Linked DNA regions of Homo sapiens: region 2 is linked to region 1. The links are chromatin loops, found by intact Hi-C in ENCODE. Cell type or tissue: lower leg skin. All regions are shown on one strand. Links, peaks and the distances in the headings refer to the core of each region. The heading gives the core; the rest is flanking DNA. Region 1 has its middle 230 kb from the start of MIR4689. Region 2 overlaps NPHP4 (nephrocystin 4).

The links. Peaks named below come from ENCODE experiments on the same cell type or tissue, not always from the same donor. Only the 100,000 strongest peaks of a DNase experiment are listed, where the experiment ranks them.
Region 2: it touches region 1 in a loop (3-fold over the local background); 8 of 110 quality-filtered maps call a loop at or near these places.

Annotation. Positions count from the first base shown.
Region 1 is chr1:5,628,844-5,645,032 of GRCh38, forward strand. No RefSeq gene overlaps it. Among named protein-coding and RNA genes, the nearest start is that of MIR4689, 230 kb to the right of the region's middle. RefSeq lists an enhancer at 14,492-15,063. In lower leg skin, for the core only: no CTCF peak of the experiment used is centred there; DNase peaks (open chromatin) are centred at 8,508 and 10,468.
Region 2 is chr1:5,908,347-5,924,535 of GRCh38, forward strand. It overlaps NPHP4 (nephrocystin 4), which reads right to left. Exons shown (of 30, transcript NM_015102.5): 12 at 806-867. Among named protein-coding and RNA genes, the nearest start is that of MIR4689, 54 kb to the left of the region's middle. RefSeq lists enhancers at 367-892, 11,548-12,048. In lower leg skin, for the core only: a CTCF peak has its summit at 7,827 (motif pointing left); DNase peaks (open chromatin) are centred at 3,575 and 5,295.

The sequences.
Region 1 (16,189 bases), core at 4,613-12,612:
TCAAAGAAGGTATATCACTATTTTTGAAATATCTACAACCCACCAATCTGAACTTGAGAAAGAAATCATACCCTTTTAGATTGTATTTACTTGCAAAGCTAAAGTGACGGCAACCTTCAAGATGGTATTCTCTTCAAGATACTCACAAATGCAGTCTAAAAACATTCTCAGTATTACTCCACGTTAAGGAAGTTTTACAAATCAATGGATTTCTTGACTCTAGAGTCTGAGGTAGGAGGTTGGACAAGACAGTCTCCAAGTTCTTAAATTTGTTTGTTTGTTTTTCTTATTTCATGGGAACCTCAGTCACCTCCTCTGCTTTCATCAAAGGCTGTGTGAGACAATTATAATGCTGCCCAGATATAAAGCAAATGAGAACAAAAGAGGTGGCAGAGGCAGCTGAAAGGAAACGTGGCTGCCTGCAGAGAATGGGATGGGTGGAAGTTGGCAGTGATGACAAGGTAGGTGCATGGTGCTAGAGAGCCAGGAATCCATGAATACAGAGAACAGGGAGAGACAGCTGGCTTCATGTTCCAAAAGCAAGTGGCTCCTTGTTTTCCCATGCTTCTCCTCTGTAATGAGCAATTTGAAATTTTCCCAAGAGCCCGTTTCATCTCGTAACAGCTCAGATCATGTCTCCTTTCTGGTTAATAAAATCCAAGGCTACTGCACGATGTGGCATCTTTCATGGGACACACTACTCATCCAATATCTCTGTGATGATGGAGTGGAGCTGGGCTACGCTTCTCTCTCTCCCACTCAGTCCTGCTGCAGGGCGGTACATGTTTGTGGGACAAGATGCCCCCAACACAATACACAGGACAAGATTCTAGCATTGGCTCCTGGACCCTCTAAACATTTGAAAAGTAGAATATTTGGTGCTGAAAATTGGGCATGAGCAGCCCTCTGAGATGGGCCAAGTCCCCACCATAAAGGCAAGGGTTGTTGTGTCCAGATGGGAGCTTAATCTCTGCAAATATAAGATCTAGTCTTCCAGTAGAGAATGACTGGCTGACTGCTGAGTTTTATCCCCCACGAGCATTATTCTTTGTAGTCCCAGTAAAATGAGAGAGGCCAGTAATTACCAGCAGGCAGAGTGGCACATGCAAGATTCCTGTTGGGAAAATGCTGAAAGGCTGCCCTTGAAAACCCTCCCTGAAGAGCTATTCTGGTGCCAACCCTCCTAAGACCTCAGATCTTTCAACACAACTTGAGTACTATTTGATCTCATCCCCTCCACCGCATCCCAGACCCATCTGCATGAGTCCTGCCTAGGCTGACCCAGCCTCTACTGGGACAGGCCTTGTTGGGTGGCCTATTCCTACTTTGAACTGTTCAGACTTTGAGAAATCCCTTCCTTTTGACAGATGGAGGTCTACTTCTCTGAAACCTCTAAGGTCACACATAGAAATGGTTTATTTCCTGTCTGTAAAAATATACACCCAACATTCAAACAATCCTACTCTTCTGTTGCAAGATAAACATGTCTTGCTGCTTCATCCCTTTTTAGAACCTAATCAGCTTTATAAATGACGTAGTTAAATGTGGTATTAAACACTCAACAGGTCACAAGTATGTCTGACCCATATGAAATACAGTGAGACCACACACTCCCAGGTTCTGGATGCTCCAATTCAAGTGCTTTCTGGCCTGTCATTTCCAGAATCTGTTTTTTTCTCTGATTTGAAATTGAAATATTCTCTCTCTCTCTCTGTTTTTTTCTAAGTTCTGGGGTACATGTGCAGGTTTGTTACATAGGTAAATGTGTGCCATGGTGGTTTGCTGCACCTATCAACCCGTCACTTAGGTATAAAGCTCAGCATGCGTTAGCTATTTTTCCAAATTCTCTCCCTTCTCCAGTCCCTCAACAGGGTCCAGTGTGAGTTGTTCCCCTCCCTGCGTCCATGTGTTCTCATTGTTCAGCTCCCACTTATAAGTGAGAACAGGCACCGTTTGGTTTTCTGTTCCTGCATTAGTTTGCTGAGGATAATGGCTTCCAGCTTCATTCATATCCCTGCAAAAGACATGATGTCATTCCTTTTTATGGCTGCATAGAATCCCATGGGGTATATGTACCACATTTTCTTTATCCAGTCTGTCATTGATGGGCATTTGTGTTGATTCCATGTCTTTGCTATTGTGAATAGTGCTGCAATGAACATATGAGTGAATGTATTTTTATAATAGAATGATTTATATTCCTTTGGGTATATACCCAGTAATAGGACTGGTAGGTCAAGTGGTATTTCTGGTTCTAGATCTTTGAGGAATTGCCACACTGTATTCCACAATGTTTGAAACCCAAAACTATAAAAACTCTGGAAGAAAATCTAGGCAATACCATTCAGGACATAGGCACAGGTAAAGATTTCATGACGAAATTGCCAAAAGCAATTGCAACAAAAGCAAAAATTGACAAACAGGATCTAATTAAACTAGAGAGCTTCTGCACAGCAAAAAAAAAAAAAAAAAAAATCAGAGTGAATAGGCAACCTACAGAGTGGGAGAAAACTTTTGCAATCTATCCATCTGAAAAAGGTCTAATATCCAGAGTCTACAAGAAACATACACAAATTTACAAGAAAAAAACAAACAACCCCATTAAAAAGTGGGCAAAGGACATGAGCAGACACTTCTCAAAATAAGACATTCATGCAGCCAACAAACATATGGAAAAAAGCTCAATATCACTGATCATTAGAGAAATGCAAATGCAAATCAAAACCACAATGAGATACCATCTCATGCCAGTCAGAATGGCGGTTATTTAAAAAGTCAAGAAACAACAGATGCTGGTGAGTTTGTGAAGAAACAGGAATGCTTCTACATTGTTGGTGGGAATGTAAGTTAGTTCAACCACTATGAAACATTTTCTTATCTCTATTTTTCTGGAACCTCTATTATTCCATGATTCCTCAGATCTCGAGTGCTGTCTATAATTAAACTGCAGCCTCTGTGCTCTAATGTGACTGGCTGAGAACTCAGAGGCATAAATTGACCCAAGCAAAGCACTCAGGTGTTCTTTCTCCTGCTTAAGTCAAAGCATCATACACAGGTTCCTTTTACTTTCAAATGAAATTCATCAGGACAAACTTTCTACTCACCCATTTCACTGATGATAAAAGCAGGTCACAGCATCATAGCAATTCCCAAAGGCCCGAGGCCAGTTGGTAATGGACTCTTTATCATAACCCAAACCTTCAAGCTCCCAGCACTGAGCCTCATCACTAGGAAGAATGATCCTTCACCATTCAGAAATACCCCTCCCATGGGGGCTGCTGCAGACACAGAAGGCAGCTGTCAATCATGATCACTATCCTTGGTGGGGAGGGTGAATGATGTGGCCCCAATAAGGGAACATTTGGAGATTGCAGGTAAGGACTGAGCCTGGGGTGAAAAGGGGGCTTCTGCTCTCTGAACTCTCCCAGGCCTCCCGGCTCTGCCCCAGGGGTCAGGAAATATCACTCCTCGGGACACAGGGAGAATATTGTCTCTGGATAATACAGTTCTAAAAGACAGCCCCTAGTTGGTCCCTCCCTGTGCCAGCACTGGGGCAGCAGCCTCTGAAAACAAATGAGTCATACCATGCAGGCTGCAATGGGGCCCGAAGGTGACAGGAACCAGGACTTTCCAGTGACTTTTATGTCCCCTTTCAGAATGGCTGTAAAGAAAACAAGACATAAAATGCCTCCCCTGTATAATTTGCTGGTTTATAGGTGGTTTCGTCACTTTTTAAATGGCTACCCAAGGTGCTCTTTACAGTCCCCTTATGACTGGTAATGAAAGCTCCAGGAAGAGCCCAGAGAGCCCAGGAAATAAGGAGGTTCCCACTCCCTGCTGCCCTGTGGCCAGGCGGCGGTGAGGGGCTGCAGGGTGGGCCCCGTCCTCAGGGCATGCAGTTCTGCTCACCCTGCATGCTGCCTGCAGTTCTGCTCACCCTGCATGCTGCCTGCAGTTCTGCTCACCCTGCATGCTGCCTGCAGCTTCTAATATACGGTCCTAGGGTTCAATCCGTTCCCATCCCACAAACCCCCAAAGGAAAGACAAATGAAGCACCCTCAAAGGTGAATTTAGACCTGAAAGGCTGTACACGTGTGAAGATGCACATCTATAAATACAGCAAGGCGGATAAAGAGATGGTGGTGGAGGCGGCACACACTCCATCCTGTGTCACCTTGGCTTCCTCCTCCTTCCTGACGCTCCGTGATGTGCCTCTTAGCACCTACACGAAGGCACCATCGTTTTGCTGATTTGGTGCTTGCGTAGTTATTTTTTATATATATAAATAGGGATGGAAATCATTGAAAAATTTTACTAGTAAGTAATTTAAATATTTAGGCCACTGGCAAGGATTTGTCATTATTTTTATGTTTATATTCATTTATTACTATATTAAATTTAACTTATTTTAATAGCAATTAAATTCAATTAATACTAATGTCTTGTGTCCCCAGATATATTAAATGGTAAACTATTAAATTACTTTTACATTTGAAAAAAGGGTCGGCTCATGGGAAGTTGCCAAAATAGCAGAGAGGTTCCAAGTCCCCTTCCCCCAGCTTTTCCAGCGGTTTCACTGTTGATCATTATAATCCAAAGCTCAGCACAGGAAACTAACACAGGTGCCATCTGCAGACCCTTACGAAGATCTCACCATTTTCTCCATACACTCTTGTGTGTGCATGTGTGTCTATGTGCACATGTGCACACATGCATATGTGTGTGCAGGTGTGTGTCTGTGTCTGTGTGCATGTGTGTGTCTGTATGTGCTTGTGCACACATGTCTATGTATCTGTAGTCATGTGTGTACATGTGTGTCTGTGTCTCTGTGTTTGCATGTGTATGTCTGTGTGTACTTGTGTGCAGATGTCTATGTGTATATCTGTATTCATGTGTGTACATGTGGGTCTGTATTTGTTTCTGTGTTTGCATGTGTGTGTCTGTGTGTGCTTGTGTGCAGATGTCTATGTGTATATCTGTATTCATGTGTGTACATGTGGGTCTGTATTTGTTTCTGTGTTTGCATGTGTGTGTCTGTGTGTGCTTGTGTGCAGATGTCTATGTGTATATCTGTATTCATGTGTGTACATGTGAGTCTTTATTTGTTTCTGTGTTTGCATGTGTGTGTCTGTGTGTGCTTGTGTGCAGCTATGTGTATATCTGTATTCATTTGTGTACCAGTGTGTCTGTATGTGTCTCTGTGTGTGCATGTGTGTGCATGTGTGTGCATGTGTGTGCCTGTATGTGCTTGCGTGCACATGTCTATGTGTATATTTATTCATGTGTGTGGACATGTGTGTCTATGTGTGTGTACGTCTCTGTGTCTGTGTACACATGTGTATATCTGTGTCAGCATGTCTGTGTATATGTGCTTATGTGTCTATGTGTATTTGTGTGTATGCACACACATGCATATCTCTGTGTTTGTACATGTGTGCCTCTATGTGTATCTCTGTGTGTGTATATGTGTGTGTGTGCATGTTTTTATCTATGTGTGTATGTCTGAATGTGTATGTGTCCGTCTTTACATATGTGTCTCTTTGTGTCTACGTGTGTCTCTGTGTGTACATGCATGTACCTGCATGTGTCTCCATGCATGTTCACATGTGTCTGTGTGTTCATGTTTGTATTTCTATACAATTTCATCATATGTGTAGACTGCTAGAACTGTCCCAGTGCAGCTACAGATGGTTTCATCACTCTAAGACTCCTCCTGAGACATCTGGCTGTACTTTGTGTGTTTGTTCACTCAGATGCCCTTGAGGACCCGCTCACCTGCCTACTCATACCACATGGCCAGCACTCATGTGGCGCTTCCGCAGGGCAGGGCCCACCATGTTTGTTGAATGAATGATCCTCTACTTAGACATGGACAATCTGAAGGTAACACTGTGAATGACAAGCCAGGTTCCTCCCAAGGCTGGTGCGTAGTGTGAGGCAAGGTGAGGGTGGATACTGGACTCCCTGACCTCAGAGCAGCCCCCCAAGGCCCATCCACTCCACCTCATCCCACCCCCATACAGGATACGACAAGAGGGACATTTCATGATTGGGGGACAATTTCCTAGGGCCAACTAACTCTCAGGTACAGAACATTACGATGACTTCCAAGTAACCCATCCCTCTGGGGGCCTCTGGGCTTCCGAAGAGTGATGAGGAGGAAGAAGTGCAGAGCCCTGCAGACAGCCTGTGCTCTGTTCCTAATAACTGCCCATCTCCACATTCCCAATCAAGCAGCCCCTGGGGAATGTCTTCAGAGCTGCTCTAGGTGGGGGTCCCATCAAAGCAGCACCACTTGGACCATAGTGTTGGAACCCCCAGACAAACATCACCCCTCCGGGCCTTTACCCAGGTCATCTGTAAGGGGACATAGCCCTCTTATCAGGGTCCTGGACCAGAATCCCTAGACATGGCCTGACCCTCTCAGTTCCGTTCCCCCCCTTTTCCTCCTTCTCCAGCCTGCCTACTACCCTGATTCCTGTCCCACTATGGCCTGGGCTTTCTCCAGCACCCAGAGACTGGGGTACATGGCTTTTCCCTGTGGCTCTCAAACCAGTTGATGGTTTTCAGATCTCCGTGGCCATCGTGTCCATGGCAACAGCAGCTTTCAGCTCTCCCACCTCAGTGGTTCTTTCTGATAATGGTTTCCAAAAGGTACAAAGACCACTGGCCTTTTCTGGGCCTCAAATGCCCCCTGAGATCCCAGCTGGGCCAGGCAAGCAGAGGCTACCCTTAGAGACACCATCCAGCCCGGGACCCTAAAATGCACCAAAGCTTGCCAGAAAAAAACGCCAGTCTCCAGGGTGAGGCAGTGCAGTGGGGGCTCCATCAGTGGGCAGGGGCTGGCTATTGGGATTTCCTCACTCCTGGTGGGAGGGAACAGATCTGGTCCTGATGGTCATTTCTAGGGTGGCCTCTTTGACTCTAGCTGCAGATGCCAGAGCTGAGAAAGAGCTAGACCCAAAGTGCCAAAAACATCAGTGAGGGTTCCCCTAAGTTCCACCCCTAGAGGAGGTCAGGGGCGATCTCTGATCTGCAGCCCACAGCTCTCTGCCCAGCCCCGACAATGGCACCTGACACCTGAAGCTTCGTGAGTGCTGAGACCACGTTCTGTTTGTGTTTGCACTCTTGTCACCCAGCCCCTCGTCGGATATTCACAACATTCAGAAAACTAGTTGTTGAATGGATGAAAGCATTAATGAGTCAACCAATTAGTGAATGAATTCACAGAACATTGGGACTAAAATGACCCCTGTGGATATTAAGTGGACATTGAGGCTGTCCCCCTACCCTCCACATCTCCCCTCCCCCGGACCCTTCACAAGAATTCCCAAGAACTTGATCTTCGCTATGTGGGAATCTCCAATCTCTGCAGGAGGGATTTGCTGCCTTCCTGTGACACTCACTCCATCCCGGGGACACTAAGCATTATAAAGCTATTCTTTATGCTAAGCCCAATCTAACGCATTCAGACTCAAAGCCACTGAAGTTCAGGGAAGACATAATTGTGTCGTTTGATTTGTTCACCAAAGAGCAGGTCAGATGGAAAGGTTACTGTCCTCTTAAAAATATTCTGACAACAAATTTTTTAAAATTTTAATGTTATCATTTTGCCTTTTTGGAGAAAGGGTTTCTATTTATCAGCGATGATTAAACACTTCTGAAATCTGGAATTACTGACTTTGACCTTTTCTTTATCGGCAGGTAATAAAACGAATGGGCAGATGACAGAAATGTAATTTGAGGATTACAAAATTTATGAGGAGGCAGCACATTGGGGAGGAAAGTGACTATGATTTGAGTGCTAGCAAGGGATGTGGAGAAAGGGAAGATTTAACCAAAATTGTTTCCTTGGACTCTCAGCTTTAGAAATGAAGATGTCAGTGTTTGTGCCCCATCCACTGCCCGGCGCAGTAAAGAAGAGCTCACTGGATGTTTGTGAATAAGGAAGGGGAGAGGGGAATGACCCCATTGTAGGGCAACAATGGAGAATAAATGAGATGATCCCCATAAAACATTGAGTTCAGACCCGACATGGATCCAGCATTCAGCAAATATTGGCTATTATTATTTTTATCACACCATCTCGTGAGTCTCATCATCTCATGAAATAGTGCATGAGAACAGGAATACTGTATGTAAACCATATGTGTGGTGCTGCTTCACATTCATCCTTTTGGTTCAAAACTGCAGATCCCTGATGCGAAGCTGGGCCCCTCTCTTATTCCTAATTTTGCATCCATCAGTGTTGTGGGTTACGTTGGGTCCCCCAAATGATGCGTTCAAGTCCTGACTCCTGGTAGCTGTGAATCTAATCTTATTAAGAAATAGGGCCCTGACAAATGTAATCAAATGAAGATGAGGTCACATTACAGTGGGGTGGGCCATAATCCAATGACTGTGGTCCTTATAAGAAAAGAAAAATTTGGACATAGGCGTAGAGACACGGAGGGGAGAAAGCCATGCAGAGAAAGCAGCAGAGATTGGAGAGATGTGGCCACAAGCCAAGGTATGCCAGGGGCTGCCAGCAGATGGCAGAAGTGGCAGAGGCAAGAAAGGATCTTCTCCTGGAGCAGCAGTCCTCAATCTTTTGGGCACTAGGGACTGGTTTTGAGAAAGACAGTTTTTCCACAGAGAGGTGAGGAGGGGTTGATTTTGAGATGATTCAAGCACATTACATTTATTGTGCACTTTATTTCTATTATTCTTACTTTCTAATACATAATGAAGTAATTCTATAACTCAGCATAGTGTACAATCAGTGGGAGCCTTGAGTTTGCTTTCCTGCAACTAGACAGTCCCATCTGGGGCTGATGGGAGACAGTGACAGATCATCAGGCATTACATTCTCATAAAGAGAGGTGTAACCTAGATCCCTCATATGCACACTTCACAGTAGGGTTCTTGCTCCTATAAGAATCTAATGCCACTGCTGATCTGACAGGAGGTAGAGCTCAGGCTGGTAATGTGAGCCATGGGGAGCAGCTGTAAATAAGATGAAACTTTGCTTGCTCACCCACTACTCCCCTCCTGCTGCGCAGCCCAGTTCCTAACAGCCCATGGACTGATGATACCTGTCCATGGCCTAGGGGTTGGGGACCGCTGCCCTAGAGCCTGCAGAAGCAGCACAGCTGTGCAGATACTCTGATTTTTGACTTCTGGCCTCCAGAACTGTGAGACAATAATTTCTGCTGTTTTAAGCCCCCCAGTTTATGGTTATTTGTTAGGACAGCCCTAAGAAATGAATACAACAGGTGCATTTGGCCCACAGGTATTGGTGTTTCCTATGTTCAGGTGCTCCGGTAAGCAGGACGCATACAGTCCCTGCCCTTGTGCTCATGTGTTGCCATGTGCCAGGCATACAGGGTCTCCCGATGGACACAAGAGACAAGGCCTCAGACATCACAGACCCCACAGCAGAGGGCAGGAAACCAGCACAAATACCCACGTGATTTGGGAAAAGTCCTGCCAGTAAGAAGCACAGCTGAGCTGTGATTGTGTCAGAGGCCGTGACTTAGAGGGGGATTCCATTAAGGAAACAGACCTGACTCTCAGCTGATGGAAGATGGGTGGGGCACATGGAGTTTATTCAGCTTGGTCAATAGGAAGATCTTGTGTTATGGGAAAGTCCATTTTTTTATTCCTTATAGTAAATTAGGGAAAGTAAGGCTCAACAAAGTCCCGTTAGCTTGTACAGAAACAAAAGATAGCGGGATTTTCCCCAGGGGCCTGGCACCAGGAGAGGGTCTCTCAGGAGGATGCTCCACACAGGTAATGAGGCGTTTATGTTTTCCAAAGCTGTAAACAACTTTGAGAAATACTGTTCACTTACGGCTGCAGTTGGAGCTGCATGGAAGGAGGCTGGCAACAGGGTGAGTGCTGTCCTTGTCCATTCTTAGAGAAACCAGGAGCCCTGAGAACCTGTGTCCAGCACAAAATGACTGACAGCTGGTCTCTCCAATCAGAAGATGGCTTCCCCACCCCCAGCACCTCCTGGGTCTCAGGGCGATTTCAGAGATGAACCTTTCTACCTTCTACCAGGTGGGTGGGTCAATGTGAAAGGGGCAACAGTTTTTAATTTGTAGGGTGAAGGTCAATATTAAAAACATGTTTTGCTGGCCATGCAAGGCTCTCCAAATATTATCTAACTTCGGGACCTGATCAGAGAAATGCCAGAAAGTCACCACTACTCTTGTGGAAAGCAGAAGAAGGAGGCTACCAGAGCGGGGACTATAGGAGCACTGACTTCGGGCCACCCTCTCCTGCAGCAGCTCTTCTGGAACACAAGCCTGGGAGCCTTGGCTGCACTGTCCTTGGTGAGCTGGGAAGTCCTGCTCCACGGGCCCCATCTGCTTTCTGGGTGAGCTTCTCATCACTGTTGTCACAGGATTCATAAAGCACACAGCTCAAAGGTTTCCAATGTGTAACACAATTTCTCCAGGCTCATTTAAATATTTCAAATCAGAAGGAGTTGGCTGTTACATTTCACCTCCCAAAGCTTAGTGAAACACATGGCCAGGCTCGTGACCATGCTGTCTTTGGCTACAGTGGCTCTGTTTCCAAGCAGATTTCTCTTATTCTTAGCCAGGAACCAGTGTCTCATGGCTTCAGGGCAGTAGACTCTGCTCCCAAGACCAGCCCAGGCAGGGGTCTCAGGTCATGGGGAAGTTGTGTGACCCTCAATCAGGACGGGGAGGGGAGGTAGGGACAAGATGGCATTGCTCAGGGGCGTACATGATTGACTCTACAGAGTGTTTGAGCACCTACTATGTGCTGGGCATGCCTTTGGGTGCTGCAGATGGAACAGTGAACAAAGCAAAGCCAGCCAGGCACAGTGGCTCATGCCTGTAATCCCAATACTTTGGGAGGCCGAGGCTGGCGGATCACTTGAGGCCAGGAGTTTGAGACCAGCCTGGTCAACATGGAGAAACCTCGTCTCTACTAAAAATTAGCCGGCATGGTGGCATGCACCTGTAATCCCAGCTACTTGGGAGGCTGAGGCACAAGAATCACTTGAACCTGGGAGGCAGAGGTTGCAGTGAGCTAAGATTGTGCCACTGCATTCCAGCCTGGGAGACAGAACAAGAGACTCTGGTTCAAAAACGAAAAGAAAAGTCCCTGTCCTCATGAAGCTTACCCTGGAGGATCAGTATCCTTGACATGGGAGCCATTTTAAATTAATGTAAAGGAAATCAATCTATATTACCCACCACAGAGCAGAAGGCATACCACATGATTTCTGCTGCTAAGACTAATGAGGGGTGAGCTTCAACCTCAAAAGCATTTCAAAATATTTGGAATGAGGGAGGGAATTATCTTTCTGTTTCTCACAAAGAAGCATGGATGGGTGTGTTGCTCTTATTGTCTACTTTGAATGGGCCATGCATGCATAAGGGACACGTGGCAATGGAACTGAAGGGAAATATGAAGAGGGAGCTCCTTGTGTGTTATTCTAGAGACAGACTGTGCCTCTGTAAGCCTGTATGCCTATGTGTGTGTCCCTCTTTAACACAAAAGGGGCCTGCCACAGGACACAGCATCTGTGAAGACTGTACTGGATCCATGTGTCTGGAGCTGCCTGTCTTTGCAGGCGGCAGAGTGAACCACCACAAGAATGTCAGGTAATGGATGGATCCAGCCCTCTTGTATTCATCCGTTCTCACACTGCTATAAAGAAATGCTTCCTGTGACCAGGCGCGGTGGCTCATGCCTGTAATCCCAGCAATTTGGGAGGCCAAGGAGGGCAGATCTCCTGAGGTCAGGAGTTCGAGACCAGCCTGGTAAACATGGGGAAACCCCGTCTCTACTGAAAATACAAAAATTAGCTGGGCGTGGTGGCCCAGCTACTCAGGAGGCCGAGGCAAGAGAATCACTAGAACCCAGGAGGCGGAGGTTGCAGTGAGCCGAGATCACTCCACTGCACTCCAGCCTTGAGGACAGAGCAAGACTCCATCTCAAAATAAATAAATAAATAATAAAAGAAATGCCTCCTGAGACTGGGTCATTTATAAAGAAAAGAGGTTTAATTGGCTCACAGTTCCACAGGCTGTACAGGAAGCATGGCTGGGGAGGCCTCAAGAAACTGTCAATCATGGCGGAAGGCAAAGGGGAAGCAGACAGGTCTCACATGGCTGAAGCAGGAGGAAGACGGGGCAAGGAGGTGCTGCACACTTGTAAACCACCATCTCTCATGAGAACTCTACCACAACACGTCACTAGGGGGAGATTAAACCATCAGAAACTGCCCCCATGATCCGATCACCTCCCACCATGCCACTTATCCAACATTGGGGATTACAATTCCACATGAGATTGGGTGGGGACTCAGATGCAAACCATATCACTGCCACTGGTGGACATTTGGATCTTTCTATGTTCTGCTACCCTGAGCGATGCTCCCGCAGGTGCTCCAGCAGGTGTGCCTGTCTCTGTGAGCACGCACAAATCATCTGTATGATCAGCTGCTAGATGCAGACTTGCTTAAACAAAGGGTGTGTGCATTCTTACATTTGGACAGATCTCAGAAAATTGTCCTCCCCCCCAAAAAAGTTATTCCAATTTACATTCCCACCAGAAGAAGAATTATTTTCTTACTGTCTTTGTCAATCTGATGGATCGAAAAAGTGCTCATCACAGAGGCCTCAGAAATAACGCCACACATCTACAACCATCTGATCTTTGACAAACCTGACAAAAACAAGCAATGGGGAGAGGATTCCCTATTTAATAAGTGGTGATGGGAAAACTGGCTAGCCATATGCAGAAAGCTGAAACTGGATCCCTTCCTTATACCTTATACAAAAATTAACTCAGGATGGATTAAAGACTTAAACGTAAGACGTAAAACCATAAAAACCCTAGAAGAAAACCTAGGCATTACCATTCAGGCCGTTGGCATGAGCAAAGACTTCATGACTAAAATATCAAAAGCAATGGCAACGAAAGCCAAAATAGACAATTGGGATCTGATTAAACTAAAGAGCTTCTGTACAGCAAAAGAAACTATCATTAGAGTGAACAGGCAATCTACAGAATGGGAGAAAAATTTTGCAATCTAGCCATCTGACAAAGAGCTAATATCCAGAATCTACAAAGAACTTAAACAGATTTACAGGAAAAAAAACAAAAAACCCCATCAAAAACTGGGCGAAGGATATAAGGAAGCCAAAGGAAGACATTTATGCAGCCAACAAACATGAAAAAAAGCTCATCATCACTGGTCATCAGAGAAATGCAAATCAAAACCACAATGAGATACCATCTCACACCAGTTAGAATGGCGATCATTAAAAAGCCAGGAAACAACAGATGCTGGAGAGGATGTGGAGAAATAGGAACACTTTTACACTGCTGGTGGGAGCGTAAATTAGTTCAACCATTGTGGGAAACAGTGTGGCGATTCCTCAAGGATCTAGAACTAGAAATACCATTTGACCCAGCCATCCCGTTACTGGGTATATACCCAAAGGATTATAAATCATTCTACTATAAAGACAAATGCACATCTATGTTTATTGAGGCACTGTTCACAATAGCAAAGACTTGGAACCAACCCAAATGCCCATCAATGATAGACTCAATTAAGAAAATGTGGCACATATACACCATGGAATACCATGCAGCCATTGAAAAAAAAGGATGAGTTCATGTCCTCTGCAAGGACATGGATGATGCTAGAAACCGTCATCCTCAGCAAACTAACACAAGAACAGAAAAACAAACACTGCATGTTCTCACTCATAAGTGGGAGTTGAACAATGAGAACACATGGACACAGGGAGGGGAACATCACACACCGGGGCCCATCGAGTGTGGGGGGCTAGGGGAGGGATAGCATTAGGAGAAATACTTAATGTAGATGAGGGGTTGATGGGCGCAGCAAACCACTATGACACGTGTATACTTATGTAACAAACCTACATGTTCTGCACATGTATCCCAGAACTTAAAGTATTAAAAAGAAAAAAAAAGGAAAAAAAAAAAGCATATTGTGTATGCCAAGATAAGCCTTTGAAAAACACTGGGCTACAACAATGAATTAGATATCTGCCCTCAAAGCACTTTTATATGCTAAACATAAACCACAAACATTTACTGGACGCATACTATGTGCAGAGTAAGTTAATCCAAAAGAGGGAATAATCATTTGAATTTCAATATGAAAAAAAGAAAAACACTGATTGCAAAGGCATAGTATGATAAAAAGAATGTAAAAATCTCATTACATGCTGAAATGATTAAGTTTTGGATACGTCAAGTTAAATAACATCGTTAAAATTAATTTCATCTGTTTCTTTATCCTTTAAAAAATATCCTAAAAAAAATAACATCATTAAAATTTTAAAAAAAAAAGAAAGAAAAAGTGCTCATCATTAGGACAAATAGCTAATGCCTGTGGGGCTTAAAACCTAAATGCAGGTTAATAGGTGCAGCAAACCAGCATTGCACACGTGTGTACCTGTGTAACAAATCTGCACGTTCTGCACGTGTATCCCAGAACTTAAAGTAAAATAAAAATAAAATTTTTAAAAAAGAAAAAGTGCTCATTTCAGGCAGGATTTCATATGAAGGGTGAGACCTCCCTCCCATAGGTTTAAGGGCCCTGCTATTTCCTTTTCCTTGACTTGTGGGTTTGTGACCTTGGACAAGGTGTAAGGAAGCTGAGAATACCAGTCTGATCTCCCTCCTCCGGCCGCCACCACAGTTCTCGATTCAGGTTTGTGGGCCGGCCCAGTAGCTACTGACTGCCCTCCTGTGTCCAGAAACCAAGGGGCACATTTAAAAAGTAAATTGGAAGAGATTCTGCTGTGATGATTTTGTGCCCTCCTCAAGACAGCTGATAGCCCATTGGCATCTTTCAAGACCAGGGTTTGAACCAAAAGGTCTGGAAACCTCACAGAGCTGGAAGAGGAAGGGCGGAGGCACAGGGCACTGACCGAGGAGCAGCCCCTGCCTGCCACGCTCTGATGCCTGCTCCCCCAGCCTGCCCCGCGAGCTCACGGTTGGCTCATGAGCTGCGTGTCCCTGGGCCCACAGCTGTGCATTGCTAGCAGAGTGCTGAGCCATCTGCCGTGCAGGTAGGAGCCCTGAGCCGCAGAACCAGAATGAGAACTTCTGTGTGCTGCTGGGCCTGCCACAGAGATCCCAGACTCAGGCTGGATGGAAGCCCCAAAGGTGGCAAGTCTTCTGCACCCTGGCCCAGTGACAGACAGCACCCCACGCTACTGGGTGGATGCAGAGAAGTGTTTCCGAATGCCCCACCAAGAAGGCTTTGGGGGTGGAAAATGGCTTCTCTCCCCACTGCACACAGCCCTGAGTTTGTGTTTCAGCACCAGTCCTGTCCTGCTCCTGGGGTGAAGATGAAAAGACCCAGGAAACTACAACACAAAGCAGGAACCCTAGCGTACACCCTCCTTTTAGGCTTTTGTTAGTTACAATGTATCAAAATTGGTTCCTCAGCTGTGATAAATTCACGCCCTAATGCAGGATGGTGACAGCAGAGGAAGCCGGGAAAGGGCAACTTTTCTGTAAACCTAAAACTGCGCTAAAACAATAAAGTCTAAAAGGTGCTGACCCAAGACCTAAGACAGGTTTTTGGCTCCTATCTGGCATTTGTGGCATCGTGGAGGCTGTGCCGGGGCACTTAGGCCCTCCTTTGGGGCACTGGAGAAATTTATTTGGGGATGGAGCAGAAGCTGGGATTCTGAAGACAAGAACTCTCAGGACCATGTGCCAAGCAGGAGCAGACTGAGCAGAATTAGCTCAGAGTGGGGTAGAAGCAAGGAGACATAGGAGTCCAGATGGAGCTCAGGAGCTCAGACCTAAGCCAGCCACCTGGCGGAGAAGCAACACTAAAAAGGGCCCAGGAGGGCTATGGGGTTGACACCTGGCACCCAGAGCCCCCGTTCCCATGTCTGCTCAGTCACTCAGAAAGGACAAAGGCCAGCTCCTCTGCCAGCCACCACCTCCATCTCTCCCATCCCATCACCCATCCGGCAAGCCTGGCTCCAGGACCTCACAGGCATTCGGAAGGAAGGGGCTTTGGAGCAGGGCTCAGCTGCTTCTCTGGGGGTCTGGTTACCCCTTTCCCTCATCCATTCTGCAATGACTGTCAGGTGCCCAGGATGCACCAGGGGACCCAGTGCTGTGTCCCTGCTTAGTGGCATTCAGAATCCGTGGCTTTGAGCAA
Region 2 (16,189 bases), core at 3,332-11,331, 280 kb after region 1:
TTCCCACTGCAGATGACACACTAAAGCTGCTTCCTTGGAGACAGCCATGGATACTGAATTAGTCAACTTTTCTAGAAAGTCAATTTCCAGGATGATGCTGGCAGACAAAGTCATCAGCAGGAACAAGCCACATCTGACCTCACTGCAAATCACATAGCTAAGGCCAGCCTTGGAGCCACAGGTGAGCGCCACGGGTGTCTCGGGACTCCAGAACGGCAGCCAAGCAGGAGCTCAGCTCAGACCGCTGGCGGGCAACGGCCCAGCGGGAAGGCGCCTCTCCTCCCACTCAGGAAGTTCCAGCGCCACGGGGATCTGTGCGGTCGGACGTGCAACTGCCAGCAGCTTGTGGTTCTCAGCAGTGCCACTGTCTCCACCAGCATCGGCTGCTTGGCCGACAGGGCCAGGGGACACCAATAGCTGCCAGGCACCGCTACTGGTGGAGTTAGTCTGGGAGAGCAAAGAGGGTGAGGACCACACCTCGATGTCTCTCAGAAAAAGCAAAGGCCGTCCAGTCCTGAGAGTTGCCACCATGAGATGCAGCTGCCAGGGAGATGTGGAGACGCCCCATACAGCAGCATAGGGGTTGCAAGCAGCAGCCCCACTAAAAGCCCGCACTGGGAGTCAGAACATCAGGGACAGGCTGCACAGACAGGGTAGGAGGGGACAGCCCCGCCGCCGCCAGCAGGCCCTCCCCAGCCACGCAGAAGCACGCAGGGATCCACTGTGCTTAAGGGGGGACAGAGGGTTTTCTTGCAAGTAATTGACTCTGGAATTCTGAAGGAGGCCGTGGGGGGCCTGGACTTACCCCTGGTCCCACAGGTGAGTTCTGCGGGGCAGCGAGAACTCGAGGTACTGGCGCTGGCGGGCCTGGGAGGAAGCACAGTGGGGTAGGAGAGGGAATGTGTCAGCCTGTGTTGGGGGCAGTGGGCCCCTGAACCCCCACGCAGTCAGGTCTCCACAGGCCTCACCACCTTGTCTGTAACAGGGGCAGCCGCTGGTTACCGTTCAGGGGCAACAGCAGCAAGGGTGCCACCCAAAAGTGTCGCTGTCTATCTAGAGCCCTGGCATGCACCAGCAGCCAGGAGAGGGGGTACAGCTGGCCTCGTCCTCACTGTTCTTCCTGGGCCAGCAGGTCTCACAGCTTGGGGTGCTTGGAGCTCCCTAACACGCTTCTCCTCACTAGTCATCTTTGCATCTTCCCTGCCCGGAAGAGCTGGGGTCTGAGGTTGCCCCAGTCTTGCAGCTCCCTGACTCCGGCTGTTTTGTTAACCGAGAAGCTCCTGAGCAGACACTGCCAACCTGGCTTGCGGCCTCACGAACACCCACTAAGCACAAGCTGTCCGCCAGGTCCTGCTGAGGATTCTCCATGCAGGCCCGGTAACACTGGGAGGCGCACCTGGGGGAGGCAAGGCCAGCCCTTCATGGGGTCCCCCTGGAGCCAGGGACTGAGAACTGCCTTGGCCCTTTATAAGGCCACAGCTGCCTCCCAAGCATCCAGGGGCTGCCTAAAGAGCCAGCAGCCTCCTCCCAGGGCCACCTGTACCTGCCCAGCCCCGCCTCAGCCCAGCTGGCATTTGTGCTGCTTCTGCAACCCCTCCCCAGGCCACATGGACACCTCATGGCCCAGCAGACCCAGGGCTCTCAGCCCCTGCACCTCAGCAGGAGGAAGCCCCAGCATCGCTGGAGTCTCTGAAACCCACCAGGCTCCTGCCACAGCGGTGCTGGAGCGTCCATAGCCACTCGTCTCTTACGGTCATTTCACATACACTGCCATTTGCCTTTGCCCACCATGAAACCACCAAGCCAGACCCCAAGCCCATCCTGACGGGGCCACCTCTGCCCACTCAGAGGCCAGGGTGGGAGCCCTGCACACTGAGTCATCTGCCTGGCTTCCCTGAGGCCCACAGCCCAGTCTCCAGCCCATGTCCTGTCCCCACCTGGCTCATGACAGCCTCCTTCACGGTGACAGGACTCTCCACTGCAGCAGACACTACCACTCCCCATCGGACTTCCAGGATAACCCAGACCTCCGGAGAAATCAGGCTTCCCCCATGGCCCTGTCCCACCTCCCGTCACCCCCATGTGGCCCACATCTTGGGCCCAGCAGCTCGCCTTCCCTCCCTCTCCTGTGGCCTCTGCTGCCATGAAGGTTGGGCAAACGAATCTCCTATATGTCCTGGTATCCTGAATTCCTATGGCACAGAGCACAGGCCGGCACTTACGGGACCTACGGACCAAGCACACAGCACAGAGGCCTGTGACGTCAAACGCTGGGCACTCTGGATAGAGACTGCTCAGCCACTTCGTGTTCCGCTCTGAATCCCAAAAAAACAAAAACAACAAGGAAAATGCTGTCGACCAAGGAGAAACCAAATCCAGAAAGTGCCGCCCTAACACCAGAGCTGCACGACCATCGGAGCCAATCCCCGCCGTGCCTCTCCCAGCAGCTTCCAGAACCCATCCAAGGAGGTGCTTCCCCAGCTGCAGGATCTGGTGGAAACCCTGCTAAGGGCCTGTGGATGGGTGGAAGGCATTGGGGCAAGGCCAGAGGGAGCCCCCAACCCTCAGAGGATCCAACTGCCCAGCCTGGCGGGCACAGCTCCCAGTCCAACTACCTCCTGGGCAGCGCCCATTTGGCCCGCGCAGCTCCTCTGTAACCAGCCACAGTAACGTGGCTCCAAGGAGCACAAAGACTCTGGTCAGAGGAACCTGCCCTTCTATAAATGAGCTCACGTGCTCGGAGGGAGTTAGCAAATGATCTAGCAAGCTCTGCTTCCCCAGGAAAATATCATCTCACTAAAAGCAAAATGCAGATGAGGATTCTGCAGGGGCCCAGCTGTCCTCAAAGCCGATGCCTCTCCCCAGATTCCCTGAGTGCCTCTTACAGTCCATTTCAGAGCTCCGTACGGCAAACCCCTGCCCACCTCCTCCCAGAAAAAGCCTGAAAGATGACACAGCAGAGTGGTAAGTGAAGCTCCACGCCGTTCCTCCGTAAATGGGAACTCGGAAAACTCCGCAGGCTGATTTTGATAATGAGGACAAATTGCCAGAAATGGCTCCATTATCTTCAGCAGAGACAGCGGGCACTCGGGGGCCAGCCCTCCGTGCCTGTGTGCGTCCTCTTGGGGAGGAAAAGCTGGATGAAAAGTTAAACCTTCCAAGCACATCTGAACTTCTCGCATGCATTTTATTTCCCCATCGTCTCAAATTTGCATACAGTGTGGAAAGTTTTTTCAAGTAACTCTTTATATCATGACTTATGCAATTTTTTCTTCCAAGAGAGTAAACCTACCTACAAGGCCATTTAAAAAGGCCATTAAAGGTGGCCATTTAAAAAGATACCTGGTGGGAAGCCCAGACCCCCAGGGCCCAAAACTCAGATCCAACCGGTGAAGCAGAGCAGGAAGAGACACACCAAGGCCACGAAATAACTCAGTTTCGAATCTCTTTGTTTTAATGTTCGATGTGGTTATGGGTTAAGGTGCTTCCCAAACTATACTCATAGTCCTGCCCAGAGGACAGCGCGGCCGCCAGGGAGCACCCGCTGTACTCCAGGCCCCAGGAGTCTTCCAAAAACCACGGTGGAGTCTGGGAAGCCTGACTTCCGCCACATAACAGGACTTGGCTGACAAGCACCTGGGCCAGCAACTGAACCGGGAGCAGCATGCGTGTGCACAGGACACAGGTAGGAGCAGCTGCGGTGAGCAGACAGACGAGCACAAGGCTGTCTGGGGCAGCGCTGCGACAACAGCAAAACATTAGACACAATCCTGGTGCTCCTGCAAATGGAAGCTACCTCAGCAGAACCCGGCAGATCCTGCGTGGGGCAGGGGAGCAATGGGATGGGAGGAGACCAGCCGGTGTGTGCAGAACTGGGAAGGCAGCCGCGGCAAGTTAAAAAGTGACGATAGGCCGGGCACGGTGGCTCACGCCTGTAATCCCAGCACTTTGGGAGGCCGAGGCGGGTGGATCACAAGGTCAGGAGATCGAGACCATCCTGGCTAACACGGTGAAACCCCATCTCTACTAAAAATACAAAAAATTAGCCGGGTATGGTGGTGGGCACCTGTAGTCCCAGCTACTCAGGAGGCTGAGGCAGGAGAATGGCGTGAACCCGGGAGGCGGAGCTTTCGGTGAGCCGAGATCGCGCCACTGCACTCCAGCCTGGGCAACACAGTGAGACTCCGTCTCAAAAAAAAAAAAAAAAAAGAAAAAAGAAAAAAGAAAAATGAAAGAAACCCACAGTGTATACGGGTGTGCTGGCAAACTCGTGGTAACCACACCCATGAGACATGCTAGGAAACGCGTATTCCTACATTGCCCATAAAACTTAAAGTAAATTAAATGTTAGTTTAACAGTCATTATAAGACACACCTGTAGGTCCCTGATGGAGCCTGAAGTAGTAACACAGTCAGCACAGAATGGAAAGCTGAGACCTCCACGGCAAGCAGCATGACCAGGTGCCTCTCCCAACACGGAGCCCCTCCGTTCTCACCCCTGCGGCAGAGGCCTGGGCTCCCTCACTGGGAGGGGAATCAGCGTCTGGCTGAGCCACCACAGGACCCTGGTTTCAGGGAAATAACCTGGCGTTAAGAAGAAGAGCACAGAGCCTGGCCAACGTGGTGAAGCCCCGTCTCTACTAAAAATACAAAAATTAGCCAGACATGGTGGCACGCGCCTGTAATCCTAGCTACTCGGGAGGCTGAGGCAGAAGAATTGCTTGAACCCAGGAGGCGGAGGTTGCAATGAGCAGAGATCGCGCCACTGCACTCCAACCTGGGCAAAAAGAGTGAGACTCCATCTCAAAAAAAAAAAAAAAAAAAAGCACAGAGACTCAGCTCTTCCACGGCTGCTCCAAGAAGCTCGTGGCCAGCGGGGCCCTGAGATGGGGTTGCCAGCACACACCTCTGGCCCAGAGCCAGATCTGAGAAGAGCAGGAAGAGACTAAGTCACTGGTTTCCCAGGACACCAGAACCAACTGTGATCCAGAAATGGTCCACATGGATTGCTAGAGACAAAGAAAAACTTAGACTTCCCACCACGGCAGGTTTCTCCACCTCTCTGAAGATTCCTTTTCCCTGACGCTCTATCACTCTCCAATCAGTCTCCACTTGCTGAAAACCACAGTCAACAAAATCTCAAATGTCTACTTTTCTGTCAATTTAGCTTCAAGAAACTCAAAAGCCCTGCACTCAACTACAGCACAGGCCTCAGGAGGCAAGGCAGGGCCTGCACTCTGATCCCAACCCCGGGAGGCCACGCATCCCACCTGGTCACTGCCAACGTCTTCACACTGCCTCTGCACTCGCCTGGAGGGGGCCCTGCAAGAGGATGCAACCCACACACATTCCACACGCAAGAGAGACAGGCATGCCCTCAAGCCCATGGCTCTCAGCACTGTGGGTGAGTTGAACTGCAGAAGTTGTACAGTGAACAAATAATGCTCAAATATACTCACAGGGACAATATTCCCCAGAATTCCTCCTTCCTCCACCCCGAAGGAGATCATTCTATACATAACGCAGAGAACAGAAAAGAACATTGTTACCCAGAGTAATAATACCACTAACATCACAGCCCAGAACAGAGGAAGGAGCTCTCCAGCCAACCCCATGGCCGCCAGGCACGCAGCTCCCCGCAAAGTAAGTACACTGGGCTTCGCTTCTTCATCACGCACGCGGGCCAGGACATGAACAGGGATAGGGCTGGGGCAGGAGGCGGCCTCCCCACCAACAACCCTCTCTCACTTCCAGCGTCACCTCACCAGACAGATTAAAAGTACTGACTACCAGCTGGACATGGTAGCTCATGCCTATAATCCCAGCACTTTGGGAGGCCAAGGCAGGAGGACTGTTTTGAGTCCAGAAGTTCGAGATTAGCCTGGGCAACATGGCAAAATCTTATCTATACAAAAAAAAAAAAAAAAAAAAAAAAAAAAAGGCCTGGTGTGGTGGCATGCACCTGTGGTCCCAGCTACATGGGAGGCAGAAGTGGGAAGATCACTTGGGCCTGGAAGGTGGAAGCCACAGTGAGCCGTGACTACGCCATTGCACTCCAGCCTGGACAACAGAGTGAGATCTTCTCTCAAAAAAATAAAAAGTACTGACTACACAAGGGAGTCCCGGCACTGCCAGGCTGCGGTGTCCATGTCCTGACCTAGGGTTTCACTGAGCAGCTATCTGTCGCCTCAAGCCACATAACTTTTCAATATGCATGCGCATTGCCAATTAAAAAGTGAAAATAGAAGCAAGGGGAAAGGAAGGACATGTTTTCACCACCTTTACTTTCCCACGTCCATAGATTCATTTTCCAACAAACATTTTATCAGATGCCTGCGCTATGACAGGACCACAGAAAGAAATGAAGATAAGGAAACAGCTCAGTGGAGGACGGGGCTGTGGTCTTCATTGAGATGTCTTCCTAGGCTGAAGGGAGCAGGGGCCTCTCAACATCAGGACACATGCATGGAGGCCAACGTGTCCTTTCTGGAAATGTGAACGGGGTCGTGAATGCGGTCCCCACAGCACCAGTCCCCTGTGGCCCGACTGCCCCAGCAGGTGCCAGGTAGACCTCCCCCCCGCACCCTGAAACGCACCTGTCCTCCTGGGCCTAGCTGTGCTGCCAGCCTGCCACTGAGCAAACAGGGGTCAGCAGAGGGCTGGATGAGGGGTCCTAACAGAGGAAAATGCTCATTTCGCTGAGCAACTGCCCAGCTGAGCAAAGCTGCCTGCATTTACCTATGGGGTCAGCAATTCCGTGGGAGAGAGAAGTCCTGAGGGAGGAGGGAGAGGGGGCAGCACGCAGAGGCTGTTGCTTAGCAACTCATGGCAGCTGGTGGAAGGCAGGGACGGGCCAGGCCTTGGGCCTTGGGCCTTGGGCCTTGGGGGTAGACTGTGGCCCTGTTACAAACAGGGGTAAACAGATGGCCCCAAAAGGCAGGGGAAAGGAAGGACCATCGCTAGTAAAGATGCAGTCTCTGGGGTTTGAAGAAGGGTTGCAAAAAGTAGCTTCCTTTCATCAGGCCGTGAAAATAAAGGATGAGTCAGTATCTAGTGGTACTCTAGACACTAAGAATTCACATGGCAAACCCACTTGAAAGGCCTTTATTCCTAACTATTTGTAGGTAAAAAGTCATTGTTCCTAAGAGTTTGAAAACAGGAATGGGAAAATGAACAAAACCTAAGCAGAGATCAAGGGGCAACTGGATGATGAGTGAGCACAGGACTCTGTGCTGCAGGAGTCCAGATCCCAGGCAGCCCAGGACTGCAGGAGTCCAGATCGCAGGCAGCCCAGAACAGGAGCTGGTTCAGCAGGCCCAAGCCGAGTGGGGAGTTCCGTGACTTGCCAGAGCCCTGAGCTGGGGTCACCTCCAGGGTCAGTTTCAGAAGTGTCACCTCCCTTGTCAAAGCCTTGCTCTGACCCACTGTCCCACTAATTCTCCAGCAAAATGCACCCTTACCACCTGCACACGAACTTCCATTCCGTGGTTGGAGGGTGGCCAAAAAGCTGCTCCATGGCCTTAGACTCTCCCCCACCACCATGTGATTGACTGAACCACCCTCACCCAGGACAAGGGAGCTGCTGTCTGTCGGAGAGGATGTTCCAGACCAGCTAGCAGCACAGCAGGCACCACGGGGCAGGAATCTAACTCCACGTGTCCTGGGAAACACCACAATTACATGTTTGCAATGACCCCTTCTACATGGCTGTTTTCAAATCTATTAAGCAAACAAACCAAAATTCTGACACCACCAGAGGAACATTCAAAAGCAAAATATAGGTCAGGGAAATTCCAAGTTACAAAAAAATAAAGACTGAGTGCCCTCTAGCGGCTCAATGCACACTCTTCTGTGGTAAGTGATGAATGAAACTTTGCTCCCTTGCAATGTTACAGAGAAAATAAAAAGGATTATTCATAACCGAGAGCCAAAGTACCTCACTTAAAGTGACAGCCGCATATCATTAAGATCTCCAAAGGAACCATATAAGTTGGTGAAATACTGAAGTATGAAAAGTTTCCATCATAAGTTAAACACTAGTGGGTATTTAAAAGTCTCTTACATTGGGTTTTGAGAGGCAATGTCTTCCAATGCTTGGAACCTGGGCTGAAGGTAATCATTTAATGTGACATGAATGCAGCCATAAATCCAAATTAAATAAACTCAGTGAAATCAGGGTCCATCCATGTAGATTTGCTGGTCCCCAAACAGTGACTGAGAAGTAGATTATGCTGCTACAGCTCATTTGCACCACCGTTCAACTCCTGGTCCTTCCAGTAACCAAGGCACACTCCTCTCTGCCAAGGATATGACAGTAAATCTTCTGGTGAGGAACTCAAAGCATGGTTCCCCACAGCTCTGCATCTTAAGAAGTCAAGCTAGGCCGGGTGCAGTGGCTCATGCCTGTAATCCCAGCATTCTGGGGCCAAGGTGGGCGGATCACCTGAGGTCAGGAGTTCAAGAGCAGCCTGGCCAACATGGCGAAACCCCATCTCTACTAAAAGCACAGCAGGCTTCTAGAAGGAGGACAGGCTGCTTCTTACCTGTCTTCGTCCTTCTCAAACAAAAGAAAGAGTCACAGGAACTACTCAAGTCTATGCATTCACTGACGGCAAAATGCAAGAATAGCTGGGCAAAGCTGGAATGCAAGAGTGCAGCCAAAGCGGCAGTGGCAGGGAAAGACCCTGGACTGGGATCGGGAGACCAGGAGCCCCAACCCAGAGGCAGCCACTATCTGTCAACTTCACCGACCCTGAATCCGTACTCTCTTCTGGTGGTTTTCCTTTAGGGAATCACCCTCCCAGCCCTTAACCATACAGTCAGGGGTGGCCCCAACCCCCACACCAAGAAGGGTGTGTGACCAAGGCCAACTGTCCCCACCCCCATCCCCATCAGGTGTTACACAGTAAAGACAGGAGGACTCCCACTGGAACAACTGAGTCAATCAGGGCCTTTCTGTTGGGATTCCTAAGCCCAGGATTACCTGGGAGCTCCTGGGCTCACCATGTGGAGAAACTCTACCCGGAAAGAAGCCAACACTGAAGAAAGGAGAGCTTAAAGGGGAGGGGAGGGGGTAGGGGCATGAGGGAGAGAGACGAACAGATGGAGTCTTAATGGCATCCTTTGAGTGCCGGGATCCAGCCATGCCTAACATCAGCTCTACCTCTAGGCTTTTCTGACACATGAGCCAATACATTCTCTCTTGTTGAAGCTATTTTGAGTCAGGTTTCTATCCCTTGTATACAAAAGGGTTTTGATTAATTCATTCACTCTACAAATATGTACTGAATGTTTTACTGTGGGCCAGGACTCATCAGGCAATGTACAGATGAATGAAACAGTCCCCACCGTGAGCTGCTTCAATGATAAGACTCTTCAGTGTGGAGCAAATAAATGCACCAACTATCTGCACCTCTTTACCTTCCAGGCATACGATGAGTCAGTCCCCAGTCCCCTTGTGACTTGGGAGGCCACGTGGCTACTTCTAACCCGGGAGGGGGAGAAGTGACGTGTGCCATTTCTGGGCCAGAGCCGTAACTGATGGTACAAGATCCTCCCCAAGGCCTCCCCTTCCTACTGGCGCAACCCAGCAATATTCAAGATGGCGAACACCCTCTGGGACCAGGACGAGCAGAGCCACCACCAACTGCAATGCGCACGCAGCGAGAGTGAGAAATAAACCTTTTTATTTTAAGCTACCGAGATCTGGAGATTATTTGTTACCATAGCAAATTCGACTAATACCCTCTAAGAACAGTAGCAGGGAAGGAAGGAATCAGACAACACACAAGGATATAAAATAAAAGGTGGTGTCTGCAAAGGGCTGTGGGATGCTGAAAACAAAGCTCTGCCATGGACAAGACCCTTAGGCAGGGCTTTACAGATAAGTACAGGTTTCCATAAGAGAGGGCAAGGAAAGTTTAATATATGCCTTTTTAAATGTGGGAATATTTAAAGACATTTTCAAGTTGTAGGTAAAAAGGAAATAAAAATGGAACTCAACAATGTAGGAAATAACATTCCAAATCAAAACCTATGAAATGGGGTAAAAGATGTACTTGGAAGAAAATTGCAGAATCTTAAATGATTTTATTATTAAACACGATGAGCAAATAAGCTAAGAATTCTGCTTTTCAAAGAGGATGAATAAAGATAAAATATAGAATTAAATTAAGATTAAAGAAAAAATTAATAACTTAAAAACAAGAGAACCAGTAAGTAAAAGTAACAGCTGATTCTTTGAAGAGACTAATGAAATATACAAACCTCTCATAAGCCTGACCGAAAAAGGAAGAGTCCTCCCAAGATAGAAAGCGAAGGAAGGAATCTAATCACAGGCGCATACTGAATGTTTAAATTAGTTACAAACTTTATCACAGCATCCTTGTAAACTAGAGGAAATTGGCCATTTTTTTTAGAGGATGTGTATCCCAAAAGTTAACACAAGATGAAGTGGAAAACATAAATAGACCAATAACCATGAAAAGAAATGTAATTGGTTGTCAAAAATCCCTTCAGTGGTTTCACAGAGAAGTTTTATCAGACCTTCAAGAAACAGGTCTTGCCTTTTGTTTAAACTATTTTAAAGCCCAGAAAAAAATGGGCAGCTTCCTCTGGATTATGACATAAGAGAAAGCTGCAGATCAGGGGTCTGCAAACTATGGTCCACAGGTCGATTCAGCTAACAATCTGTGCGTATCAACAAAGTCTCATTAGAACACAGCCACGTCCATTCATTAACGTATCGCCTATATATACCAGCGGAGATGAGTAGCTGTGACAGAGACCATCTTGCCCACAAATCCTAAAATACTTACTATTTGGCCTTTACAGAAAAAGTTTGCTGACCTCTTCTATAATTGGGCCTCAATTGTAGAAACAGAAATCCCAAATACAAGTTAATCACATCAAGATGGACATAACTGTAAAACTCCCCACAAGTCATTCTCTCTTTTTTAATACTTTTTTTGAACAGTTTTTTAGGTTCTCAGCAGTACTGAGCAGAAGGTACAGGGTGTTCCCACAGTGCCCTGTCCCCACATGCAGCTACCCTCACTAACATCCCAGAGCAGATGGCACGTGATTCTTCTTGCTACCTCACGTATTTGGTAGTTTGTTTATTGTCTGTTTTTAAAGCTCCACTGGGACAGGAGCCTAACCAAGTGCCTGGCACATCACAGACTCTCCGCAAGTCTTTGCTGAATGGAGAGTGGGTAGGAGAAAAGGAGGACCACCTGAACAAGCCCCATCTGAGTCAGCATGCCCTAAAGTGTTTGCAGAATGGCTAAGATAAAATGGTAGAGGCATAGCCAACACTGAGCTTTCTGGGCCCACCCGGAACCTACTTTCGTGGATGCAGTCAGGGCCAGCTGTGTTTGTTTGTTTGTGGGTTTTTTTTGTTTTTTTTTTTAGAGGCAAAGTCTGGCTCTGATGCCCAGGCTAGAGTACAGTGACGTGATCATAGTTCACTGCAGCCTCGAATTCCTGGGTTCAAGCAATTCTCCTGCCTCAGCCTCCCAAGTAGCTGAGACTACAGGCACATGCTACCACACCCAGCTACTGCATGCATTTATTTACTTATCTATCTATCTACCTATCTATCTAGAGACAGAGTCTCACTCTATCGTCCAGGCTGGAGTGCAGTGGTGCAATCTCGGCTCACTGCAACCTCTGACTCCCAGGTTCAAGAGATCTCTTGCCCCAGCCTCCCGAGTAGCTGGGACTACAGGCGCGTGCCACCACGCCAGCTGATTTTTTGTATTTTTAGTAGAGATAGGGTTTCACCATGTTAGCCAGGATGGTCTCAATCTCCTGAACCTCATGATATGCCCGCCTGAACCTCCCAAAGTGCTGGGATTACAGGCATGAGCCACCGCGCCCGGCCTTAAGTTTTTTGTAGAGTCAGGGCCTTGCTATGTTACCCAGGCTGATCTCGAACTCTTGGCTTCAAGCCATCCTCCCACCTCAGCCTCCCAACATGCTGGGATTATAGGCATGAGCCACTGCGCCCAGCCGGGGTTAGCTGTTTTCACCCATCAAAGACTCTGGGGTCCAGAGGAGCTCCGTAGAGATGTGCTCCAGCTGCTCCTGCCCTGGCGGCCCCGTGTTAATTGAACCAGTAGTTGAAGGGGTACGTACATGTGGTCGCTTCCCTCAACGCTGCCAACCAGAAGAACCACAATGGCAGTGGCATGGGGACAACGTTAATGATCGCCCGACAATCGCTGGGCATCTGCTCCACGCCAGGCAGCCCCGAGCACCTGGACATATCTTTACTCATTTCATCCTCCCCCCAATCCTTGGCTATCCTTTGCCCATTTTTCTTTTCTGTTGTTTATCTGCTTCTTATTGATTTGGAGGAGGTCTTTCTGTAATCCTTCTTTCTAATCTTCTCATCTTACTTCCTTCATTAATTTTTAATGGTCATATGTATTGCAAATATCTTTCAGCCTGAGGTCTGTCTTCTAACTTTGTTTACAGAGTCTTTTCTCACACAGAAGTTTTATATTTTAATATAATCTTATTTCTCAATCGTCTCTTTGGTTTATGCTTTGTCTATCTTGCTTAAGAAGGCCTTCCTAACCCAAAGGCCATAAAAATATTCTCCAATGTCTTTTTCTAAGATTTCTCAAGTTTGTTTTTCATACTTTAAGTATTTAATCCATCCCATTTTACAGCTGAGGAAACAGGGACACAGACATTAAGTAACTGCTCTAATATTCAATAAGTATGCATTCATAAGCAATACATGCAATTGTTTTGAAAGTTACTTAAATGCTACCACATTGTTCATTTCCTTTCAGAACTTGTGTTCATTCAACATGCCTTTGTGAAGGTTTATCCACCTGATACGCATAGATCTATTTCATTCATTTAACCGACACACAGCATTTCACTGTCCAAGTAAGTCAGTTTATCCATTCCCTGACTGGGAAACCAGCAGCTGCTGTGATGCTGAGCCCGCCCATGTCTCCTTATACACATGAACCGGTTGTTCTCTCTAACAGTCGTCTGGAAATGGCACTTCTGAGTTGTAGGATATTAACTAAATATTACAAAATCACTCTTCAAAGCGGCTGCACACATCCCATTCTTCCCACGGTGGTAAGAGTTCTGCTTTATCCACATCCTCAGGAACTTTTGCACTATTAGACATCTGGATTCCTCCAATATGAGGGGAATAAAACGGTTTGTCATTTTATTTTCATTTCTCTGATTACCAGTAATACTGAGCATGTTTTCATTTGTTTATGGTTATTGGTTATTCTGGTTTCTTCTCTATAAATTCCCTCTTCATATGACGACAGCGTTAGCGATCGCCCAGCAACTGCTGAGCACTGTCCATTTTTCTTTCCTGCTGTCTATTTCTTATTGATTTGGAGGACTTCTTTCTATAATCTTTCCTCTTTCTGATCTTCTAATTCTAACATTTCTGAAGTTTTGGTTTTTAGGCCATCTGGAATTTATTATTGTACATGACATGAAGCTAGGACTGAATTTTATATTTTCCATGTGGGCAAGGGATCACGCCACACCATTTACTGACTGCTACTCCTTGCGGTAAGCGGAGTAACTGCTGCCACCCCAGAGATACCCACGTCCTAACCCCAGAACCTATACATATGTTCAATGCCAAGGGACTAAGGTGCTCATCAGCTGACCCTGAGATGGGGGGATGACCCTGGATTATCCAGGTGGGCCCAATGTACTCACAATAGTCTTTGTAAGTGAAAGGCAGGGAGGCAGGAGGGTCAGAGTTCAGTGACAACTGGAAAGTGCTACATGGCTGCCTTTGAAGATGGAAGAAGGAGCCAAGGGACGCAGGTGGCCTCTAGCAGCTGGAAAAGGAGAGGAAATGGATTTTCCCCTGGAGCCTCCAGAAGGAGCACAGCCCCGCTGAGCCCTCGATTTAAGACTATAGGACCCACTTTGGACTTCTGACCTCCAGAATTTTAGGATAATAAGCTCCTGTTGCAACGTCACTAATTTGTTGTAACAGCAACCAGAAACTAATATATTCCTTCTCTTCAAGTTGTCACATATCACACTTTATATTTTGTCCCATTATCTATTTATCTCTCTCTGTATCAATGCTATACTTGTTCTAGAAATTAGAACATTACAGTAAGTCTGAAAACTAAGAAAGGTGAAGCCTCCCTCCTTCTTCAAAATTGCCTTGGCTATTCTTGACTATGGTTTTTTTTTTTAATTAAAAAATAACCCCAGCATTTTGGGAGGCCAAGGTGGGAGGACCACTTGAGGCCAGGAGTTCAAGAGCAGCCTGTACAACACAGCAAGACCATATCTCTACAAAACAAAAAACTTAGCCAGGCACGGTGGCACTGTCTGCAGTCCTGGCTTAGCCGGGCACGGTGGCACTGCCTGCAGTCCTGGCTTAGCCGGGCACGGTGGCACTGCCTGCAGTCCTGGCTTAGCCGGGCACGGTGGCACTGCCTGCAGTCCTGGCTTAGCCGGGCACGGTGGCACTGCCTGCAGTCCTGGCTTAGCCGGGCACGGTGGCACTCCCTGTAGTCCTGGCTACTCAGGAGGCTGAGGCGGGTGGATTGCTTGAGCTCAGGAGTTCAAGGCTACAGTGAGCTGTGATTATGGCACGCACTCCAGCCAGAGCAACGAAGTGAGAATTTATCTCTAAAAGCAAAACAAAACAAAAACCCTGGAATATATCCTAAAAGAAAATAAATGCAGCGTATGGGAGAAAGACACACCAGGCGGAGAGCATGAGCCAAGACTCAAAAGTCCGGAAAACACGCAGCATGGTGAGTGAATCACAAGTAGCACACACAGCTAGAAGACGCTTTCAAACCCCGGGATGATCGGCCCCGGTGGGGATGATTTCAGCAGCCAAGAGACTATTAACAGGACTTCTACTTCTGGCCAAGAAGAGTAACAGTGATCAGATTGACCCTCCCATCTAAAATACATTTTCTTTTAAACACAAAATATGTAGAACAGTGGTTTTCAAGACAGTGGACTTCAGGCAACAAAGGAGAGTGATCCCAAGGGCTGGGAAACAGAAGAGGGAAGGCCTACCCTGACCCCAGCTTACTGTGTTCAGTGAGTTTGCACCAGACAGGATGAGCAGCACAGAGAGAGAATGCCAGCCATTTACAGAGGGTCCCACCCTAGCATTCAGTAGAGCGCGGATCAGGAAACTTCCTAAGGCCAAAAGAGAAAGAACCACCAGAGAGGATTACAGGGAATAGGGCCTGGTCTTCACAGGGCAGGCAGACATAGCGCTGTTCCCTCCAGCCACCTGGTAATCCTCATTCTTCATGGGACACCGGGCAGAGCCCTCTGGGGGCACCTGTCATCTCAGTGAGGAATAATCAGCCCTAGATGAAATGCTGATCTGATCTCACCTAACCAATCTTAAGAGCAAGACCCAAAAGGATCTAACAATTTTCAAAGCTTAAGAATATTTATCAGATACAAAAACATTCAGTATCCAGTAAGAGAAAATTCTCAGTATCTGGAGCCCATCAAAAGTTATCAGACATCCAAAGAGGCAGGAAAACAGAACCCAATCAGGACAAAAATCTATCAATCAAAACTGATCCTGAACTGACAAAGATATTAGAATTAGCAAGCCAGGATATTAAAGTAGTTATAACTGTATTTCTTAAGTTCAAAAAGCCAGAGGAAACACTGAACATGTTAAGTCAAGACACGGAAGAATAAAACAAGCCCAGACGAACTTCTAGAGATGAAAACTATAATATCTGAGATGAAAAGTATACTGAAAAGGATAAATGGCAGATCAGACACTCCAGAAGAAAAGAACTTGAAGTGAACTTGAAGACAGAAACTATCTAAAATGAAACACACAGCAAAAGGAGGTTATGAATAAAAGTGAACAGAGTATCAGCGAGCTGTGAGGCAATTTCTGGCAGCCTGATAAACACGTAACTGGGGCCTCTGAATGAGAGGATGAGAGAGAAAGACAGAAGAAATATGTGAAGAAATAATGACCACAATTTTTCCAAATGTGATGAAAACTATAAATCTAGAGATCTAAGAAGCTCAAGGAACCCTGGCAAAAAAATCAGTTAAAGAATCATTCTGGGCAAGCAGAGGCAGTGGCAGACTGGTTTTAAAATCTCCTCCAAACGCCTCATGAAAACAGGGCAGCCAGGGAAGTAAAACCAAAGCCCACAGATGGCATCCACAA